Linked DNA regions of Homo sapiens: region 1 is linked to region 2. Evidence: chromatin loops called from intact Hi-C (ENCODE). Cell type or tissue: B cell. All regions are shown on one strand. Links, peaks and the distances in the headings refer to the core of each region. The heading gives the core; the rest is flanking DNA.

Evidence for each region. Hi-C counts contacts between places; a loop is a spot of excess contacts. Peaks named below come from ENCODE experiments on the same cell type or tissue, not always from the same donor. Only the 100,000 strongest peaks of a DNase experiment are listed, where the experiment ranks them.
Region 1: it touches region 2 in a loop (2.3-fold over the local background); 3 of 110 quality-filtered maps call a loop at or near these places.

The regions. Positions count from the first base shown.
Region 1 is chrX:9,089,839-9,092,759 of GRCh38, reverse strand. No RefSeq gene overlaps it. Among named protein-coding and RNA genes, the nearest start is that of FAM9B, 57 kb to the right of the region's middle. RefSeq lists an enhancer at 1,183-1,312. In B cell, for the core only: no CTCF peak of the experiment used is centred there; a DNase peak (open chromatin) is centred at 1,279; H3K27me3 peaks cover 237 bases.
Region 2 is chrX:9,164,818-9,167,738 of GRCh38, reverse strand. No RefSeq gene overlaps it. Among named protein-coding and RNA genes, the nearest start is that of FAM9B, 130 kb to the right of the region's middle. In B cell, for the core only: no CTCF peak of the experiment used is centred there; a DNase peak (open chromatin) is centred at 1,618.

The sequences.
Region 1 (2,921 bases), core at 283-2,782, 75 kb after region 2:
ACTCAATGGCCCACAGGGGCCAGGTGAGTAATATTCATGGCTGAAGTTGACATTACGTATAAAATATGTAAGAAGGGAAACATCCGGCTCTTTTGTTGTTCCTTTTGTTCTCCGACCTTTAACAGAGACATAAGGACACAGAAATATTTTTCTATTCTGATATGGTTTGCCTCTGCATCCCCACTCAAATCACACCTTGAATTGTAATCCACAGGTGGAGGTAATCGAATCATGGGGGCGGTTTCCGCCATGCTGTTCTCGTGATAATGAGTGAGTCTCATGAGATCTGATGGTTTTATAAGCGTCTGGTATTTCCCCTGCTTGTACTGTCTCTCTCTTGCCGCCCTATGAAGACATGCCTTCCACCATGATTGTAAGTTTCCTGAGGTCTCCGCAGCCGTGAGGAACTGTGAGTCAATTAAACCTCTTTCCTTTATAACTCAGTCTCAGGTATTTCTTCATAGCAACGTGAGAAGAAACTAATACAGTAAATTTTAAATAAAAAAATAAATCCAACTAAAATTCAGAGATCTTCTACCTCAGCGGAATTTCTAGGGGTCCAGTGGTGTGGGACCTGTCAAGATGTTCCTTCTAAGGTAAAGGATAAGTTGCTGCATTTGGTCCCTCCTATACCCAAGAAAGAGGCACAATGCCTAGTGGGCCTATTTGGATTTTGGAGGCAACACATTCCTCATTTGGTGTGTTACTCTGGCCCATCTATCTAGTGACCTGAAAGGCTGCCAGTTTTGAGTGGGGTCCAGAATAAGAGAAAGCTCTGCAACAGGCCCAGGCTGCTGTACAAGCTGCCCTGCCATTTGGACCATATGACCCAGCAGATCCAATGGTGCTTGAGGTGTCAGTAGCAGATAGGGATGTTGTCTGGAGCCTTTGGCAGGCCCCCATAGGTGAATTACAGCAGAGGCCTCTAGGATTTTGGAGCAAGGCCCTGCCATCTTCTGCAGATAACTACTCTCCTTTTGAGAGACAGCTCTTGGCCTGTTACTGGGCTTTGGTAGAAATTGAATGTTTGACTATGGCTTATCAAGTCACCATGCGACCTGAACTACCTATCATGAACTGGGTACTTTCTGGCCTATCTATCCATAAAGTTGGGTATGCACAGCAGCATTTCATCATCAAATGGGAGTGATATATACATGATCTGGCTCAAGTAGGTCCTGAAGGCACAAGTGAGTTACAAGAAGAAGTGGCTCAAATGCTCATGGTCTCCATTCCTGCCACCCTGCCTTCTTTCCCCCAGCCTGTACTGATGGCCTCATGGGGAGTTCCCTATGATCAGTTGATAGAGGAAGAGAAACTAGGGCCTGGTTTACGGACGGTTCTGCACGATATACAGGCACCACCTGAAAGTGGACAGCTACAGCACTACAGCCCTTTTCTAGGACATCCCTGAAGGACAGTGGTGAAGGGAAATCTTCCCAGTGGGCAGAAGTTCGAGCAGTGCATCTGGTTGTGGGCTTTGCTTGGAAGGAGAAGTGGTCAGATGTGCAATTATATACTGCTTCATGGGCTGTAGCAAATGGTTTGGCTGGATGGTCAGAGACTTGGAAGAAGCATGATTGGAAAATTGGTGACAAAGAAATTTGGGGAAGAGGTATGTGGATGGACCTCTCTGAGTGGTCAAAATTGTGAAGATATTTGTATCTCATGTGAATGCTCACCAAAGGGTGACCTCAGCAGAGGAAGATTTTAATAATCAAGTAGATAGGATGACTCGTTCTGTGGACACCACTCAGCCACTTTCCCCAGCCACCCCTGTCATGGCCCAATGGGCCCATGGTGGCAGGGATGAAGGTTACACATGGGTTCAGCAACATGGACTTCCACTTACCAAGGCTGACATGGCTACAGCCACTGCTGAGTGCTCAATTTGCCATCAGCAGAGACCAACATTGAGCCCTCTCATATTCCCAAGAAATATTTGTGCTGACAGTAGACTGATTTTTTTTTTGGTTTGAATTTAGGCAAATAGACTGGGTTCTTTGAGTACTGAATATGCTTCAATGTCATCAATCCTCTTTGACCACCAAAAATGCCAGGAAACATTGTTCAGAGGCATGTGGCTTGTTCCCAGGGAGGGTTAGGAAAATTAAACTCTCACAACCCTGTCCAGGAAGCAGGAGGGTATTCTTGAACTGAAAGTCAACTGTTTCTTACACAAAAAGGGACCTGGGCATTAAACCACAATAGAGAATGATTAAAATCTATTTTTGATTTTTGCAGGTAAATGTTTAACATAAAAGGTGGTATGTAGCATGTTCTGGTCATTTTTTTCTTATTCTCTTAAACAAAGTCATTTGTTTGCAGATGTTTGACTTTACATCTTTCCCCTCTTGCTTCCTAAATTCACCTTCCTCCCAGAGACTTTTGCAGGAGATCAGAGTGATTTTTGCAAGCTTGAAGATTCATATGCTTCCTGGGGGTAGACTTGTGGTTTTGATTCGAAGGTCGTTGTGTATTGCTAGCATAACTCTTGAGTACTGGAGTAAACAGCAAACATCCTTATCATAAATAATTCCTTAATTGTATTAGCCATATATTCATGGAAAATTGTTTTGCTAACAGTAAGGTCTTCAAAAAATTATGAGGCACGGTACCTTTCTTTAGTGAGTTTATCAATCACAGTTGAGAGATGAAACTTAGATACATGGTGCAATGTGGGATACAGACAAGGTGTGATGTCTGCTCAGGATTTGTGAAAGATATAATGATCACAGAAGGAAAATCTTTGATTTATCTTGCTCAGGCACTTCCTCTCCAATTGCTATTTTTAGCAAAATGCTTGCTTTTTCCCCCTCTACTTGCATAAGCTGTCAAAACCGAGTTTCAACACTATGAGTTGTCACGTTAAGGCAGCAGACTTTAAAATCCATTAACCTCCCATCTCAGCCTGACATGTA
Region 2 (2,921 bases), core at 287-2,786:
TTGATGCATGTATCAATCGTTTGTTCCTTTTTTATGGCTGCATAATATTCCATTGTATGGATGCATAATAGTCTCTTGCATGGATGTACTATAGTTGATGAACATTTGGGTTGCTTCTAGCTTTTGAAGACTAAAAATAAAACTGCTGTAAACACTTATGTACAGGTTTTTTTGTAAACGTAAGTTTACAGGGTTTTCTGTCTCTCCACATTGTCATTGTGTTATGAATTTCATAGTTATTCAGGTTTATCTTTCCTAAAGAAAAATTATAAGATTTTTTGTGCCACATGTAATACAAACCTGTTCTAGTCCTTGGGAATTAATTACTATTTGTTTTTTAAAAAGTGAAAGAATCTTTTTTTTTTTTTTTGAGACGGAGTTTTGCTCTTATTGCCCAGGCTGGAGTGCCTGGCACTCTTGGATAAGTACCTAGGAGTGGTATTGCTGGGTTATGTGGTATTGGTTAAGTGTATGTTTAACTTTATGAGAAACTGCCAAACTGTTTTCTAAAGTGGTTGTACCATTTTGCATTTTGTATAACAGCAATGCGTGAGAGTTCTAGTTGCTCCATATCCTTTCCAATCTGGTATTGTCAGGTTTTTTAAATTAAAGTTTTAGCCATTTTAAAAAATGCACAGTGGTATCTCACTGTGGTTTTTAGGAATCTGAATATCCCTGATGGCTAATGATCTTAAGCATCTTTATTTTTGTTCCTATTGTTGAGTTTTGAGAGTTAAAAACATATATTCTGGATATAAGTCCTTTGTCAGTTATGTGATTTGCAAATATTTTCTCCCCATCTCTGCAGCTTGCCTTTTCTTAATGGCAGTACTCCCATCTTATCTAAGAAGAAACTGACACATCTACAGCTTTTGTTGGCTCTGCAGTAAACTGACTGCATGTGACATTGGCTAAGTCACTTAATTTATTCTGTGCTTCTGTTTCCTATTCCATAAAACAAGTGTGGAATGAGAATATTTCTGAGATTCTTTGCAGCCAGAATAGTCAATGATTCCAAGAGACTGGCCCAAGTTCACCCAGTTAATTAGTAGCAGAGTTGGGCTGGAGCTTGGGCTGCCTCCCACGCTGCTGCCTTTGTTTGCAATATAATTATTCTCACTTTCTTAAATCTAATTTTTAAAATTAGGTATTCCATTTACATGGTTCAAAATTTAAAAAGTATAAAAGGATAAGCTGTTAAAAAACATCCCTGTCACCCTGAATAAGCAATGCACGTTCTGGAGCTTTTAAAAATATCTATGAGCACATTTTTATGTGTTGTAATGTGTATGTGTGTGTGTGTGTGTGTGTGTGTGTGTGTGTGTGTGTTTCTCTCCTTTTTAAAGTGAATTATACACTGCGGCTTTTTTTTAACTTCTAATAGAAATGCAAGTTAAAACTACATGGCAATCCATTTTTTCCATTATTATGTTTGTAGTTGAGGATAATTGTATGGGACTAAAAACCATTTGTCTTCTGTTGAATTATTTGTTCGTATTGTTTTCCATCTTTTTCTTTCATTGTAGCCATAAGCTACTTGTTTATTAGAGAAATTAACTTTATGAGATCTCACAATCTTCCCCCAGTTTGCCACCTGTCTTTTGAGTTTGCTTATTGTGGTTTTGCTTGAAGAGTTCTGACGTTTTTGTGGTTGAATTACTCAGTCTGTTATCATGTCTGGCATTTGGGTCATAGTTGAAAGGATTTTTCCCCCTTAGTATTAACAGAAGAATTATCCCATGGTTTCTTTCATTTATCACTGAATTCTACATATTTATATATATTTAAATATTTGATCATTTGGGAAGTTATCCTGGCATAAGGTGTGAGGCATAGAACCAAATATATTCTTCCAGAAGGCAGCTCATTTCTCTCAAAACTATTAAATAATCCATTTCTTCTCTTCTGACCTGAGTTGCCACTTATAACATATACTAACTTTCCATATGGGGGGTTCTGTTTCTGAATTTTCTACTATGTTCCATTGATCTTTCTGTCTACTTAAGTTAAATATTAAGGTTTTATTTATGTTTCAGCATGCTATATACAGGGCTAATCTTCCTTCATTACTGTTTTAGTTTCTTCGGACTTTTTCCAACATTTTATTATACAGATTTTTAAGCATATGGAAATGTTGAAAGAATTTTACAGTGAACACCCATTACACACCACCTAGATTCTACCATTAACATTTTACTAACCTTCCTTTAACATGTATCTATCCATCTATTTGGCCCTCTATACACTAATCCATCTTAGTTTCTGACGCGTTTCAAAGTAAACTGGAGATACCAGTGTACATCCCATTAAATACTTCAGCATGCACATCATGAACTAGAGTTTAGTATTTGTAGTATTTTTTATTTCCAGCTGAAGTTTACATGCAGTGAAATGCACAAATCTTAAGTGCACATTCACTGGGTTTGGACAAAAGCATACGCTTGTGTAATGCTTATCAAAATACAGCTCATTATCATCACCCTAGAAGGTTTCCTCATGCCTCTTGCCAGTTAATCCCTATGCCCACTCCCTCAGAGCCTACCACTGCTCTGACCTTTTACCACCATACATGAGTTATTTGTTCTAGAATTTTGTGTAGTATGCACTCTTTTTGTGGACGCCTTCTTTCATTCACTAAGCATAATGTTTTTGAGACTTCTTGTTGTTGCTTTTCACTGGCAAGTGCTGTTCCATTACATGACTATCCTATGTTTGGTTTCTCTGTGTTCCTATTAAGCAACACCTGGGTTGTTTGCAGGTTTTGTTGCTTATGAATAAAGCTGTTATGAACATTCTTGCACAGCTCTTTTTCGTGGTCCCGTACATTTTGTTTTCCCTTTCCTTGGCACGGGATGGGGCAAATACCTATGAGTAGAACTGCTGGGTGATACAGTTTAGATATGTGTCCCCGCCCAGATCTC